2 separate regions of the Homo sapiens genome follow, and region 1 is linked to region 2. The links are chromatin loops, found by intact Hi-C in ENCODE. Cell type or tissue: ascending aorta. All regions are shown on one strand. Each heading gives the region's core, and the rest is flanking DNA. Links, peaks and the distances in the headings are about the cores only. Region 1 overlaps TOX2 (TOX high mobility group box family member 2). Region 2 overlaps TOX2 (TOX high mobility group box family member 2).

The links. Peaks named below come from ENCODE experiments on the same cell type or tissue, not always from the same donor. Only the 100,000 strongest peaks of a DNase experiment are listed, where the experiment ranks them.
Region 1: a loop joins it to region 2, with 2.2 times the contacts of the local background. A loop is called at or near these places in 8 of 110 quality-filtered maps.

Annotation. Positions count from the first base shown.
Region 1 is chr20:43,934,384-43,942,710 of GRCh38, forward strand. The region is part of intron 1 of TOX2 (TOX high mobility group box family member 2); the gene reads left to right. Among named protein-coding and RNA genes, the nearest start is that of TOX2, 24 kb to the left of the region's middle. RefSeq lists enhancers at 1,701-2,201, 2,202-2,702, 8,241-8,327. In ascending aorta, for the core only: no CTCF peak of the experiment used is centred there; DNase peaks (open chromatin) are centred at 3,623 and 5,108; H3K4me3 peaks cover 331 bases; H3K27ac peaks cover 326 bases.
Region 2 is chr20:44,013,950-44,022,276 of GRCh38, forward strand. The region is part of intron 3 of TOX2 (TOX high mobility group box family member 2); the gene reads left to right. Among named protein-coding and RNA genes, the nearest start is that of TOX2, 100 kb to the left of the region's middle. In ascending aorta, for the core only: no CTCF peak of the experiment used is centred there; DNase peaks (open chromatin) are centred at 4,392 and 6,292; H3K4me3 peaks cover 2,199 bases; H3K27ac peaks cover 3,928 bases.

The sequences.
Region 1 (8,327 bases), core at 128-8,127, 79 kb before region 2:
AAAGCCACCTCCACCGTGCAGGTGAGGAGCTGAGGCTTGAGAGGTGAGGGCACTGGGCCGGGGTCACAGTGGGATTGGAACCCAAGCCTGCTTGCCAGGAACATACTTTCTCTTCCTAAGGGACCATACCACATAGGGAGGGGGTGTGTGGAAAGGGGAGGGGAGCTGGAGGCCTTGGGAATTACTGCAGACCTGACTGGATGGGCAGAGGCTCGTGTAGAGGGGGCTGGGAGGACACTGACTACCAGGCTCTGGGGTTTGGATTCTGTATGGGGAGCCATGGAGGGCTTTGGGGCAGGCGTGATGGTGCAGTGTCATGCCCTCTGTCCTGGGACCCTCTTCCCATCCCAACTCTGAGCCAGCTTCTCCACATTGTCCACCCTCCCTGGATTCAGACTTCATCTGTGTGTGTGTTTGTGTGTGTGTGTGTGTGTGTGTGTGTATGTGGGGGTGTGTGTTGGGGTGGGTGGAGTCCATCCTGGACCCTTTCTGTAGACCATTTTTTGGACATTTGGGCTACTCCAGACAGGGGTCATCTATTTTTGCTGTAAGTGTTTTGTGGGGCAGAGGCCAGGCTAAGCTGCCGACAGCATCCCTGGAATCATGCTCTGTCCAGGAATCTTAGTGACAGCTGGGTGTCTGGCCACTGTGGTGAGCCTTCCTTCTCTACCCTTCCCATGCAGCCAGCCCCATTCTGTGCACTGGTGCCTTGGGGGTGAATGGAGGAAGGAGCACAAATCATTATCCCAGATGAAGACAGATTGGGCTTGGGGTGCGTCAGGACCTTGTGGGGAGGATTCGGTTCTGAATTATTTTCAGTCTTCTTTGCTCTGTCCCCACCTCTGTGGCCTGAGTTTTCTCTCCCAGTCAAAGCTGGGAACATCCAACTCTTTCTCCGCCATCTTCCCTGTAAGCCTCTCCTGCGTAGGATGTTATATAAGCTATAGTCACAGCTTGGAACCTGGCACGATATGCTGATATCAAACATGGAAACTGTTAGTGCTAAGCTGCTATGTGGGGATAAGATGGTCGAATGAAAGGTACCAGTGGAGTTGGGGCGGGGACGAGGAGGAACTACTGTTCAGTGAATACCTACTATGTGCCAAGCACTGTGCTAGGTGTCTTTTGTGTACTATCTTATTTAACCCCTACAACAGCCCTGCAAATTATGTATTACTATTAACCATGTCACAAATGGGATACCTGAAGCTCAGAGAAACTTGCCCAAGGTCACACAGCCTGTAAGAAGCAGAGTGGATCTGCCGGGTGGGGTGGCTCATGCTTGTAATCCCAGCGCTTTGGGAGGCCGAGGTGGGTGGATCACCTGAGGTCAGGAGTTCGAGACCAGCCTGGACAACATGGTGAAACCCTGTCTCTCCTGAAAATACAAAAATTTAGCTGGGTGTGGTGGTGCATGCCTGTAATCCTAGCTACTCAGGAGGCTGAGGCAGGAGAATCGCTTGAACCCAGGAGGAGGAGGTTGCAGTGAGCCAAGATCATGCCATTGCACTCCAGCCTGGGCAACAAGAGTGAAACTCCATCCCAAAAAAAAAAAAAAAAAAAAAAAAAGAAGCAGAGTGGATCGTGAACCTGAATCCGTCTAGCTCTGAAGTCATGGTCTTTATTCTGCACCACATATTCTTGCATGCACAGGGGTCTTTAGCTTCCTTTTGGAGACCCTTTCATGTGTTCCTCATTGAGACTCAGACCATCAACCTGAGAAGCCTTGGCATGGCGTCTTGTCATTCCCACTGGTAGAGACAGGCAGACCTACCCACAGAGGTGAGTGCCCACCTTGTCCCAGCTCAAGGCAATGTCATAGGCCAGCAGGCTCAAACTCAGGGTCTGAACTTTCCTGATCCCAGCTGCTTCCCAGCCCCCAAGAGGCTTTGTTGTTTTCAACTTGATGTTGAGTAGACCAGACACATGTTCTTTGGCTGTGAGTATTATCAGCGCAAATGCTCTTATATTAGCTCCTGTATTGGTTGTGTATTGCTTCACAGTAAGCCACCAGAATTAATGGCTTAAAACAATAACCATTTCATTAAGCTCATGATTCCATGGGTTGGCTGCAAGGCTTCCTGGCTAGGCTGGTTGTCTCTACAGGCTCTCCCTCCCTGCATCATGGTCAGTTGGCCAGTGGCCTGGGAGCTGGGTGATCTAGGACAGCCTCCCTCGTGCAGCTGGCAGTTTGCATGCTGCTGGCTGGGGGCTGGCTGGTTGTTGGCTCAGCTCCCCACATGACCTCCTGTCCTCCAGCAGGCTAGCTCGGGCATGTGCACCTGGGGCTCCCAGGCTCCCTGGTGCATCAAGAGAGAGCAAACCCCAGTGTCCTGGTGCTTTTCAAGCCTCTGCTTGTGTCACCTTTGTTGTTGTCCCATTTGTCAAATACAAGCATATGGCCAAGCCCATATTCAAAGCATAAAGAGAGAGATGATGAGAGGAGTGGCAGCCTCACGGTGCCAAGGGCATGCATGCAGGACAGGAGGCTATGATTAGGATTAGTGGTCATCTTTGTAATCTACACAGCTGCCCCCACTCTTCAGACAGCAGACATTCATCGAGTCCCTGCTGTGTGCCAGGCACTGTGGCAGGGAACAAGACAGGCCTTGTGCTGTGGGCATGTGGCCTCTAGTCTAGCCAGTGAATAATCACATGATGAAACATAACTAAAGCAGAACAGGTGTGATGAAGGAGAGCCACACAGGGCCGGGAGACCAGGCAACAGAGAGCTCTGGGGGGACTGTGGGAAGACTAGGAGTTGCTAGATGATGGGCACGGGGGAAGCATTCCAGGCAGGGAAGAGCACGCGCGAAGGTCCTGTGGAAGGAGGGGCCTGGCACACTTGACCACTCCAAGAAAGTGCCAGTTTCTTTTAAGTGTCGGCAACCTTGGGCTGGGAAAGGAACTTCTGGTTCGCAAAGGTCCCCTGAGCATTTCCGTGCGATGCAGTCTCAGGAGGGAGGTGGCTGATAACCTTCCCACGGGCAGCTCCTGGGTTTTGTGGGCTGGGAGAGGAGACCCAGGAGGGATTTGAGCATTGGGAAGGGTGTTGTGGGCACAGAGTTCAGTTTGAGGAAGGGGGAGGAGGAAGCAAGGAAGGGGTCAGTTGCAGAGGATTTGGGAGGGACTGGTGTGTGAGGGAAGTGAGGGGTTTTGGACTCAGTCCTGCTGGCTGGTGGTCTTTGAACCATGGACTGAGAATGAGGTGATCAGATGCTGGGGAGGCCCGTAGGGAGGGTGCACAGAGGAATGACTTGGGGACCCTCCCCAGCCACACCCCAGGTCTCCAACCCTAAGCCAGCCTCTACGTCCATGTGCAGGGCTGGGAGGGCCATCCTGGGGGCGACCGCAGCATCGAGTCCCCATGCGGATCTGCCTGCCCAGTCCCATAAGCAGCCTTTGATGTCCCTGGAGCCTTCAACAGCTTCTCTGAAGGCAGATCAGGGGCTGTGGTTTTGGAAAAGGCCTAGCATCACTGGGTGCCAGAATCATGATCATAAATGAACCAGCACAGATTGGAAAAATGGGAGGAGTCTGGAGTGTGGGTTCCAGCTTCTTGCCAATGTCTCCATGAAACCGTGCAAGTAGCTGCCCAGTCCTGAGCCTCCGTTTTCTCACCTGGAAATAGGGCCAGCTCCCATCCTCCCTGGGTCAAGTGAAGAGGAAGCTTTGAGGGCTGTTAACCTCAGCACCTTCAGTCTAATGCTTGTGGACAATGCGGGCACCCCAGTGACTGCACGGTGGAGTGAAGCAAACTCTCCTCTTACCAGGACCCATGTCAGTGGAACTTTCTTCCCCAGAATAAATAGAAACCATGGCAACCGGGATATGTCATGTGGACTGGCAGCCTGTCCCAGTGATGGCCAGGAGAAGGGCCTGGCACAGATGCGGGCCCCACTCACAACTCCACCCGCTGTGGGATGACCCACCGGGACCCCTTAGTCCTCCCCTCCTGCCTGAGGTAGGACTGAGAAGTTCAGTCCTGACCTTGGGTTTCCATTCAACCTCAGATTTTATTATTACTTAATAGTAAAATGCTTGTCCCGGAAAGCACGTCTCAAATGAGATAAGTTGAAGCAATCCTGGCTCCTGCCCCATGTCCTGATGGGTGCACTAGGAGTTATCAGGATACTGCTGGATGTGGGCACTGAAATGGCAGCAAATCTACTCTGAGAGGGAGGGCGCTGAGCCTGTGAGCGCCTTCAGTCTTCAGATGGCCAGCGAGGTGGTGGCATTAATATCCCACTTTACGGAGAGCCTCAGCTCTTTACCCGGGATTCACAGCTAGTATTTGACAGAGCTGGCATTCGAACCTGCATCTTCATGCCCCAGGACTTATTTCCACACTGGCTTTAGCTGAACTGGAGGCCCAGCCACCACATGGCAGGCAAAGAGCATTTGTCGCTCCCTGCATTGAGGGGGTGACTGGTCTGTGACGCCTGCCCCCAGCACAATGGGTCCAGGGGTGGTAGAGGGGCATCTGAGGCAGCTTTGAAGGCCAGGGGGTTTTTCCAGCCCTTGTGTTTCTGCCTTATGGCCTCCTTGTGCAGCTCTGGCAGGAGTGGACAGGTGCCCTCGCTTCTAGAAGCATGGTCTTGCCTTAGCTGGAAGTTGAGGGTGGAGCTTCCTGGAGTCGCTGGCTTCACCTGCCTCTGCAGCCATCCAGACAGGATGCCAAAGCCCCAGCTTGGGTAACCCCCTTGTCTCTTGGAGCCCCAGTGTCCTTATCTGTAAAACGAGGAGATCAGTGACTCAGGGACAGCATAGCATAGTGGTGCTGTGCATGCACGTTAGGTCCTAGGACCTTAGTTCCAATTCTGTCTGTGACAATTACTAGCTGTGCACATCTAGTAAGTTACTTAACCTCTCTATGCCTCAGTTTCCTCCTCTGTGAAATGGGGATAATAATTGCATCTACTTAATTTGTGGTAAGGTTTGCATAGGGATTTCATCATATTGGGACTGGAGGAGTTGAGTAAGAAGAAAGGGCAAAACCTTGGTCTAGCTTCCGCCAATTTCTGGGCAAAAGCTGAAGTTAGCACAAAGTCAGCCCAAGCATGCTCCACTGCACTCAAAGTACAGTTCTGCTGCCAGAACCCAGCCAGGGGGAGGGGATGGGAACTGTATAAGAGTAGGACGGATGCCAAGACTAGTGAGGCATTTTAACAACATGAGGCTGGAATGTGGCATTGTGTAAGTCCCACAAATGAATATGTGCGGTGAGGTTGGAAGATAAGCGAGGGTTCATTTGGTGAGACCATTCGTATAGTCAGACATGAGTTTAAACTGACCCTGCAGCTTAGAAGCTGTGTGGCCTCAAGAGCTTACTTAACTCCTCTGAGCCTGTTGGCACACCCAAAAAGAAAAACAACTCATTTCATTTTGCTAGATTGTCTAAGGATTAAAGAGATGACAGAAAGTACCAGTGCCTGGCACAGAGTAGATGCTTACTAAGCACCCCAAGAGTGTCTTATGGGGTGCTTATGTGATTCAGTCGGTGCTGCTGCTGAGTGACCACAGGGATATGCTCAGATATGCTGCAGAGGTTTCCTTCTGTAGTTAAAGGGCAGGGAGTCATGCCCTGTATGAGACATTTTTCCTTAGGGAAAATGAAGTCATGGGACTTGTTCATCTGGATAGTGCAGTCCAGGGGTGTATGGGGCTTGGGGTACTGCAGGCAAGTCCCTGGGACAGTGTGGCTGAGGGATGGGGCATTGGGTCTAGGAGCTTGGTGCAGAGCTCAATCAGGAACCTTGAAAGAAAACACAATGTGAAGACTTTCTACCTTGAGGACAGTGGGGCCGTGGAAGGATTTTAAATGGTGGGACGTCACTTTTTTTTTTTGAAGAGTTGGTGTCCTACTCTGTCACCCAGACTGAAGTGTAGTGGCATGATTATAGTTCACTGCAGCCTTGAACTCCTGGGCTCAAGTGATCCTCCTGCATAAGGCTCCTGAGTAGCTGGGATTACAGGCATGCGCCACCATGCACAGCTAGCTTTTTTTTTTTTTGTCTGTTTTTCAGAGATAGGTCTCGATATGTTGCCCAGGCTGCTCTTGAATTCCTGATCTCAAGCAATCCTCCCATCTCGGCCTCACAAATTGCTGGGATTACAGGTGTGAGCAATCGCACCTGGCAACTTTTTTTTTTTCCCCCAGGAAAACTCTACTAATTGGCCTGGAAAATAAATGGGGGAGGGTGAGCTAAGGGGCTGCTATGGGGATCCAGGCCAGAAGGGTGAGAGGCTGAGCCAGAGTCGCAGGGATGGAGGGAGAAGAGGTGACTGCAGAGGATGAGGCAGCTATCAGGGCACCCTAGGGGTGTGGTGTGGCACTTTAGTGGTCAGTGCTTTGCAGAGACGAGGCACATGGGATTAAGCAAACACAAAATCCCAGTGGGCATGAGGATGTAGACCAGGGCACCTTAGAAGCGCAAAGCGGCTTTAGTCACTTCCCTTGCGTGAGATTTGTTTAATAGAAGCTTGCAGCTTCGCAGCACTTAACAGGTGCTGACGGGGGCATCACAATATTGTGAAATTAAGCTGTGAAGCCGACTTCATTACCAGCTTACCTGGCGATGAAGCAGCTGCCTTAGTTAGCACTGATGGTTGGGCATGACAGAGCTAAAATTGAACTTGGCAATTACTGCTCATGAGAGGTTCTCAGTACTGTGAAAGGAAGGTTCCATGGAAATCAACCCTGGTAATCACAGGGTTTAAAATTAGTCAGTTACTATTAAGGTTGCTCTGTCAGCATATGCTTCAGGGTGATGTGAGGGAAGGGGGCGTGGAAGCTTGGGTTTGGGCTGTTGTGGGTTACCTTATGTTCACCTGCACTGCATTTAAGAAAAAAAGTTGGTTCTAGGACAAAGGTTCGAGAGTCCCAGGGTTAATATCATGGTGCAGGGTGGCCATTTGGATAATAGGTGGTTTTAAAGCCTTTTTTTTTTTTTTTGAGTATTTTTTGAGACAGAATTTCGCTCTTGTTGCCCAGGCTGGAGTACAATGGCGCGATCTCGGCTCACTGCAACCTCCGCCTCCCAGGATCGAGTGATGCTCCTGCCTCAGCCTCCTGAGTAGCTGGGATGACAGGCATGTGCCACCACACCTGGCTAATTTTCGTATTTTTAGTAGAGATGGAGTATCACCATGTTAGCCAGGCTGGTCTCGAACTCCTGACGTCATGTGATCCACCCACTTCGGCCTCCCAAAGTGTTGGGATTACAGGCGCGAGCCACTGTACCTGGCCTAAAGCCCTGTTCTTTTTATTTGCGTAAGCTCACACCCTCTCAGCTTTGGTGTTTTCTATTGACTTAAGGAGGTTTCCTGACTCGCTTCTGGTCTCTCCTTGGGATGTTGCACAGGAAGAGCTCAGCTCTCTGTGGGTTCCTCCTTGCCCTGGAGGAAGCAATGATGTGATAGGATGGGAGGTTCCTGAGTCCTTCACAGAATTGTTTTTGGTAAACCTTGGCTGGAACATCTCAGCAATCTCAGAAGATTTGTCCCCGTTTTGTGAATAAAGACAGCAAGGGGCTGATATGGGCTTGGTTGCTACTGTAGTGAAAATCAAAGGACAAAGCTTATAATGATTCAATTGTGAGTTTGCCTGGGCTGTGTGCACTGACCCTCATCAATAAGAAGATGGAAGTTGACTCCTTGCTGTGAGCCTCAACTTCCTCATCTGTAAAAGGGGAACTTGTTTTGTGCAAGTGTGAGGATTAAATGAGATCATCAAAGCACAGTAGAACCTCAGCATGGTGGCTGTTGGCTATTAACAGTGATATTTATGGACCAGACCAGGCACTTTCCATCGATGACAGCTGCTTTGACAAAAACCCCACCAGGAGGGAACTATTATTCCCATCTTAACATTAGTAAACAGAGGCTCAGAGAGGATCTAAGTTTGGCCAAGATCTAAGGGTACAGCCAGGATTCAAACCCAGGCATTCTGGCCACAGAGCCTGGCCATTGTCCCTGCCCCTCACCCTGGGAACAGCTGAACAACAAGGAAACAAGTAACATCATAGCTCATGCCTGTCATCCCAGCACTTTGGGAGGCCAAGACGGGAGGATTGCTTTAGGACAGGAGTTAGAGACCAGCCTAGGCAACATAGTGAGACCCTATTTTTACAAAAAAAGAAAAAACACAAAAATTAGCAGGGTGTGGTGGCACATGCCTGTAGTCCCAGCTACTTGGGAGGCTGAAGCAGGAGGATCTCTCGAGCCCAGGAATTCAAGGCTGCAGTAAGTTATGCTCATGCCACTGCACTGCAGCCTGGGCAATAGAGGGAGACCCTGTCTCAATAAATAAATAAATAAGAGAAAAA
Region 2 (8,327 bases), core at 43-8,042:
TGAAACCCCATCTCTACTAAAAATACAAAAATTAGCTGGGCATAGTGGCTTGCGCCTGTGGTCCTAGCTACTCGGGAAGCTGAAGCAAGAGAATCACTTGGACCCGGGAAGCCAAGGTTGCAGTGAGCCAAGATCATGCCACTTGCACTCCAGCGTGGGTGACAGAGTGAGACTATCTCAAAAAAAAAAAAAAAAAAAAAAAAAAAGGAAAAGAGAGATGTGTGTCTCTCATCACATGGTGGCCTAGGATCATTCACATGGTGATGGACACAGGGTGCAAGAGAGGGTACACCCCAATGTGCAGTACTTTTCAAACCTCTGCACGCATCCTATTTGCCCTAGCCCATTGGCCAAAGCCTGTCATGTGGCAAATCCCAGAGTAAGGGGTGGAGAAATAGATCCTACCTCTTGAAGAGAGAAATGGTAGAGTCGCATCATATGAGGGTGTGCACGCAGAGAGGCAAGAATGTGTAGCTAACTTTGTAACCTACCATGATGACATTTTGGGTTTTCTCTGTGCATTTTTGGTTTCTTGGCATACAGTATCATCTAGTAGTCAGGTGTATAGGCTATGTGGTCAGGCTGACCTAAGTTCAAACCCCAGCTCCCCTCCTTGTTACCCCCAACCCTGTGACCCAGATCAAGGGGTTGATCCTCCCTGAGCCTCAGTTTCTTCATCTGTAAATGGAGATATTGTTACCTGCCTCATAGGAGTTTATAAAGAGTCAGCGATCCGATGCAGGTGAAGTGTCACGCATAGGCAATTGGTAAATGTAAGCTGCTCTGTTTATTACTTTAACCACTTTATTGACGGGGTTGGGGTGGCTTCAGCCTCGTCTCTAAGTTTGTCCGGGCTGACCTGCTGCTTACCAACTTTGTCGGGGGCTGAGGTGGCCAGGGATAGTGGGAGGGCCCCAGCTGGGGGACAGGCAGGGGAAGGCATATTAGTTACACTTAGGACCTCGGTCAGGGCTCAGAGCTTAAAAGCAACAGCGGAGTGACAGTTCCACTGCTTGCCAAGAAAGCGGGGGCCCAAGACGCAATGCTTCTTGGCATCGTGACCAAGGGAAGGATCCATCTTAGTCGAAGCAGGGGGTTACCAGGGGCACCTCCGAGTTGGGCTTTTCCAAGGTGCCATGCTTTTGTCTAACGTCCCTCTGGGGATGGAAGTAGGGGGAGCACTGATCTCCCAAATGGGTCTCTGAGGGTCCTAAACAGTGGTAACTAGAGGCCCTGGGCTTCCTTTGTATTTACCAGAGTCCAGATGAAACTCCTGGCCCCTGTTTTTCAGAGGCATTAAGCAAAAGAAATATGTCTTTTTACATTTTATAAAACTCAGAAAAATGGCTTTAAACAGCTTTTGCTCTCCTGCTATAATTATTTATTTTCAAACACTCCTGCAGGGGACCGCTCCGTTTTCTTACCCTGAACTCCTTTTTCTCATAAATGAACCATCACTTCAATAAATCATTATGGAAACAGAGACTAACACCGGCTCTGAAAGGTTGAAAGATTTATGTAACACATTTATGTTTCCCATTTTCTCATTCTGGTACTCGGCTGCAAAAGCTAAGCTAATAAAAGCTGCTATTAATATTTCTTGTTGCCTAGCAACCCCAGAGCGGGAGTAATAGCTTCGGCTAGAAAAATAGATGACCGATAAGGAAAAATTCAATTCTTTTATTATCTCAGGGGGAAATGGCCTTTTACTGGAACATTATGATGTACGAGTGTGAAGTTGAACACAAAAGATTTTTTTGTATGTGTTTGTTTTTCTGTTTTTAATGAACATTATTTTACCTCCACTAACTCTTTTAGGGCACTTTTACTTTTCTTTCGTAAACCCCCCATCCCATCCCTCATGCTTAATTTAGCAGCTACAGTAGTTAAGAATCTGTCGGCGTTCTTTAGTTTAAAAATGGTTTTTGCAAAGGTTTACAACTCGGTCATAAAAATTCACTCCCTGTTAAAACTCAGGCCAGTGATAAGCTAACACGCAGGCTGGTTTTCTGTGAACAGGATCACGTTTGTTGACGAGATAAGATTCATGGTTTTCCCTACAAGAAAGGTCGGAAAGGAACAAAACATGTTCTTTTCCATGTCCCAGTTTTCTTTGGAACCAGGGACACTGTCTCTTTTGAGAACCGTTTGCTCTGCAGTTTGGGATGCGTTCACACTGGGAGAGGATGGGGCACAGATATTCACTGAGCACCTGCTCTGCAGAGCCTTGGTGCCGTTCCCTTCTCCCAGCACCCTTTAAGGTAGGAACCATTAGGGTGCCTATTTTTCAGATGCAGAAACTGAGGCTTAGAGAGGCCAAGGGATCAGGCTGAGGTAGCATCTTTTTTATTTTTAGTAGAGACAGGATTTCACCATGTTGCCCAAGCTGGTCTCGAACTCCTGAGCTCATGCAATCTGCCTGCCTCAGCCTCCCAAAGTGCCAGGATTACAGACGTGAGCCACTATGCCTGGCCTGAAGTAGCATCTTAAACCATGGTGTTTCCCACCTGTGTTCTTTAGCGCAGGGGTTCCCAACCTCGGCACCACTGACATTTTGGGTGGGATGATTCTCTGTTATTGGGGGTGTCCTGTGCCTTGTAGGATGTCTAGCAGCATTCCTGGCCTCTACTCACTATTCCTGGCCTCTAGTAGCACTACCCTAGTCAAAATAAAAACGAAAAATGTCTCTAGACCTTGCCAAACATCCCCTGGGAGCAAAATCACCCCTGGTTGAGAGCCTCCGCCTGCTGTTCGCTCTGCTGAGAAGGCTGTTCCACCTTGTCCACCCAGTGAACTCCTATTCCTGTATGAGGACCCAGTTCAGAAGTTATCTTCTCACAGAGGCTGCCTGGATGCTCTGGGCTGGAACGAGGGTGAGGCATGTGAGATGCGTGCCTCAACCATAAAATTTAAAGGTGTGTCCAAAAAGTCATCAAGATAAAAATAGTGTTTTAACGAAATATTTTGAAAAGGCAAGATTAACACAGAAAACCATGATGAACAACATATCAGAAATGTAAATTAAGGTGGGATCAGTCTGAATTCATGGCAATATGTGGTTGTGCATTTACCAGGGGCCACCAGCCTGGGATGGCCTGAAGGCTGGGCCTGGGCCTTGTGTCTTTCTCTGGCCCCAGAATCTAGCAAAGGGCCTGGTTAGCAGGTGACCTTCAATGTCTGTTTATTAATTACTGAATGAATGGGAGAAGGGAATTACTTGTCCAGGGTCACATAGCCAGAAAAAGGATAGAGCTGGGACTTGAACCTGGGCCTCTGACTCTAAGCCCAGTTCTTCCTGCACCCGCCTGGCTGAGTATGAGTATGGGGTGAATCTTTGTTGTCCGCTGAGTAGGGACCTAAGCTGTGGACGATTGAAAGATGCTCTGGGGTGCTCACCGTCTAGGAGTGGCGGGCAGGGAACAGTGGCCGTGATTTCAGCTTGGTGTCAACCCGGCTTTCCCTGGGGCTGTTATTTCGGCTTCACCACCTCTGTGCCAGGCGAGAGCTGACGTGGGCAGCTCAGTGACATGTGGAGCATCCCCAAGAACATCACGATGGCCAGCCCCTTGCAGCACTGCTCATGCCCATGGGGCCAGATGCTTCACCTTGGCCTTTGGAGGTCAAGAACCACACCTTATTTGACCTTGTATCCTCTCAGTGAACTTTTCCTAAAGGAATGGGTGAATTATTTATAACTGTCATGTAACATTTATTTAGCAGTTACTATGGAACTGGCACCTACTTAAACCCTTTCTATTTATAATCTCACTTAATCCTTGACCCTGAGAAGGAGGTACTGTTATTGTTGCCATTTTACAGATGAGAAAACAGAGGCACAGAGGGGTAAATGACTTGGCTACACAGTTATCAAAATGATGGTGCCAGGAATTGAACCCAGGCAGCCCGACTCCCCAGCCTGGGCTCTCCATATCTAGCCCATGTAGCCTTCCAAAATGAATGAGTGAATGAGCAAGGCAGTGAGCGGGACAAGATGGAGACCCACTTTATCTGCCCAGCTCTGAGTTGAGCTATTCATATTCATAAATAATCTCAACATGAAGTGTGAGGCACTTGCAGCTTGGAACAAGAAATGGAAGAAGTGCTGAGCTCAGGGGACTGTCCCGGCACCGAAGGCTTCCTGGAGGGGGTAGCCTTGGGGGCCAGAGGACAGTGGGAAAGCCTGAGAGGAAGAAATTTCATATGTGCATGGACCTCCCTGTTCAGACCTGATCACCACCCCTTCCGCTGAAATTCATAAAACAATTTGTGATGTTTTATGGTTGCTCAGCTGCCCTCTGGTACCCACCCTTTCCATCCCCTGCTGGGCTCCTAATCAGAGCACTCGAGGCTGAGTGCAAGGGCCAGGTGTTTAACTTCCACTCCAGGCAGCATGCCAAGCCTAACAGGGTATGAACTCTGAGAGCTGCTCCTGAGTCATGAGGGAGAATTAAGGGAAAATCGCAGCGACATTCGTCAGCTGCAGCCTCGATATTACTGGGTGTAATGGCTCTTTCCTCCGAGTGCATATTCAGGACCATGTTTGGGAAAATGAGCTTTTAATGTACCGTCGGCATTGCTGAGAAGCCATCTTTGGCTCCGCAGAATGTCTGGAGCACATAAAACTTGAGATTTATTGGAGTCATTTTCCCCCTGCTCTGCCTGGATAATAAAAAGTCAGTCTCATGAGCTCTCTTTCTCTCATCTTGTGGCTTTGTCCATTTAGAACTCGGAGCCTTTATAAAAGGCAGCAAGACAAATACAGCTCATCTAAATATTAAAGCTCCAGGAGAGAGTGTCGGGGGACTATGGAAGACTGGAGGCTGGGAGCGTTTCCAGGACAAGCGCGCCCCATCAGAGATTTAAGCTCAGCAGCTGTGTTGGGCTGGGGCCCGGGCTATGGTGGTGGCAGCTGCTTGCCCAAGCAGTAGCACTTAACTGGGAGTCTGGGGTCCTGGGTGCCTGTTCTACCCCAGTGGGTGACCTTGGGTGAATTACTGTCTCTCTCAGAGCCTCAAGTAAGATGGAGCTGATGCTGTCTACTCCACAGAGTGTGGGAATCAAACGTGCCAATGAATATTTCTGATGCTTTGCTTCATGTGTGGCATGTAGCAGGTGTCTGAAAAAGGTTTGTTGACTGACTGACTGACTGACTGACTGACTGAAAAATGAATGAATGAATGAATGAATGAAAAATAAATGCCTCTGTAAACACCTCAAACATCATTTTTGGAGACTAAGTTACATGGGGACCCTATAGCATCTTCTGTCTTACACAGCAGTCTGCTTCATATCTTCTAACCCTCCTGTTGACTTTAAGGGAGATAGAATTCTGCTCATTTACAGATGTGTTCCCAAGACCTAAAGGGAAGGTGGCTTGTCCAAAGACACACAGCTAGGAAGTGGTGAAGACAGGATGGGACCCTGATTCTTTTGACCCCAAGTGCTTTATGTCCTCAACACAAAAACATCCCTCACCCTATCCTTGGCCCAGGCCTCTGAGCTGGGATGGTGGGCAAAGGTGGGACCCTTGCCCCTGTCTCCCTATCGAGTGTGGGTGTTGGTCAAAGCTCTCAGCTGAGACAGGGTTAGGAGGGCAAAAGTGTTGGTTTAATGGCTCTGTCTCCAAACTCCTGGTAGCAAGGAAAAAGGGAAGGAATATCAGGTGAGTAGTCAGAACCTGTCATAGGGTGTGTGTGTTGGGCAGAGCTGTGGGACTGGGATGCTGGAGCCCTGAGGAATCTCTAACTAACTAACTAAGCATGGTTAGTTCTTCCTGTCATCCCGGAAACTGATAACAAGACCGCGAGTCAGGAAGCCTGGGTTTAACTTCCTGTCTCTGCCACCACTAAGAGATTGTGGGAGACAAGTCACTTTCCTTCCGGCCTCACTTTCTTCACCTGTTGAATGGACAAAACCTAAATCACCCCAGGGAGTTGTGGAAAGGATCAAGGGAGAGGGGGCTTCTAAAGCATTTCATGAATGAGCTCCTCAAGAGATTCAAGTCTCTGGAGGGTGTGGATCACAGCCGGCTCAGGAGAGCCCCGGGATTAGGAGGTAGGGCTCCAAGGTCAGGCAGCATCAGCTGCACATGTAACCAGCTGTGCGACCTCAGCCAAGCTGTTTAACCTCTCTGTGCCACAGTTTCCTCCCAGGGTTGTTGTGAAGAGTAAATGAGACATTAGAGATGCTATCTGGAGCCGCGCTAGAGGGAGGTCTGCCTGGTCCCACAGGCAGCACTGCAGCGTGGATTAGGCCACGGAGTTGCTGGCATTTGTTCCCCAGTGTGAACTGTGAATCAGTCATGGGTCACAGGCCAGAAGTAGGTGGAGCTCCTGCATAACTTCCTACGTAAGACGGCCCCCCAAGGGAGGGAGAGCATTAGGACAAATACCTAATGCATGCGGGGCTCAAAACCTAGATGACAGGTTGATAGGTGCAGCAAACCACCATGGCACATGTATACCTATGTAACAAACCTGCACGTTCTGCACATATAACCCGGAACTTAAAGTAAAATTAAAAATAAAAATAAAAATAAAAAGATGGCCCCTCTTGGCCAAGGGCAGTTCTCGAGAAAGGGGCAGGTGTGTGCCTTTGGCAGCCACACTCCCAGCAGGGGATCCAGCAAGACAGACTACTGCTGAGCTGCTTCTGGAAACGTGATCCTAAGGCCAGCAGCAGCAGCATTGCCTGGGGACCTGTTAGAGATGCAGATTCTCAGGCCCCTCCCTAGACCTGGTGACTGGGAGACTCGGCTGGGCCCAGCAGCCCATGCCTAACCACGCCTCCAGGGGCTTCTAATGCCAGCCCAGAACACTAGGCTGTGGTCATCCTCAGTTGAGCCCTGAATTCTCAGTTGTTTTAGGACACATAGGATGCACTTGTGTTTCTGTTTGCCTTGAGGATTTCATCACACTGAGGATGGTTGCAGACTTTTTCCCCCCAGAGGAACTCGAGGACCGACACCTCTGCCTGTGGTTCCTGGTTCTTTCCTACCCTGTGCACCTCCCATTGGGACAGGCCTTGAAGCGGACCCTCTGGCATGATGACAGTCCCAGCCTGTGATCAGAAAGACTCTAGGTTTTCCTGAATCGCACGACGCCTCATCCTGGGGTGCTTCATGGGCAATTGTGCACCAAGGGCCTAAGAAGAACCAGGAACAAAATGCAACAGGGAAAAGAAAGGGGGCCTAGGACAGGGGAGGTATCAGGGACGTCTTGTGACCAGAACGCAAAATTCCTCCCACTGCTTATGGGGGAGAGGGGTGTGCATATGCCGGGGAAGGGATGGATCAGCAAAGCCCATTCTTTGAGATCATAGGAGGACAGAGTGTGAGCAGGTAGACAGACTCAGACATTTGCAGCACTGGTAGCAACTGGCCCGGGAGAACTGGACCTTCGTCAGAAGCACAGGGTAACAGCAAATTATGGGGCCGTAAGCCGAGATTCTAAGACTGAAGGATCAGCCTGAGATGGTCGCTACCCCATCCCACAGGACTCCTCTTCTCCTTTGGGAGCCCCAGACCTGAGGCCCCTGTCCCTGTGCACACAAGACCCCCAACCACTCCCTTTTTGTCTGCCTTGTGAACTTGACACCTTCTTACCTTCTGCTTCTGTATCCCTCCTCTGAGAAGCAGATTAACTCTAGCCAGTACATTGGCTGTGCCCTGCATGCTTCCACTAGGTCGACTTTTTTTTGAGAAAGAGTCTTGCTCTGTTGCCCAGGCTGGAGTGCAGCGGTGCAATCATGGCTCCCTGCAGCCTCTACCTTCCTGATTCAAGCAATCCTCCTGCCTCAGCCTCCTGAGTAGCTGGGATCACAGACACACACCACCATGTCTGGCTAATTTTTGATTTTTTTTTTTTTTTAAGAGATGGGGTTTCCCTGTGTTGCCCAGGCTTGTCTTGTACTCCTGGCCTCAAGTGATCCTCCCACTTTGGCCTCCCAAAGTGTTGGGATTATAGGTGTGAGCCACCACACCCAGCCTAACTGACTTTGATCACACTAAACCAGAACTGTACCTTCCCATAACCCACTGCAAAATGAATTCCAGATGTGGTAGGGAGCAGGCTCACTTTGCCCTTAGCACGTGGCGGAAGGCCCGTCACCCACACATGCGTCCACAGCACAAGTGAGCAATGGCCGGCCGATGACGCTGGAGACAAAACTGTCCTTCGGGAACAGCCCCTTAACCGGGACTCTCCTTGTCTTCTCTGTGCCCATGGCCCTGCTGAGAGGGGGGTCAGCACATTGCCAGAATTAATGTCACTGGCCTTGGACTTGGAGAGAACTGGATTTTGAGTTTCTCCAGCTACATGCGTGTTGAG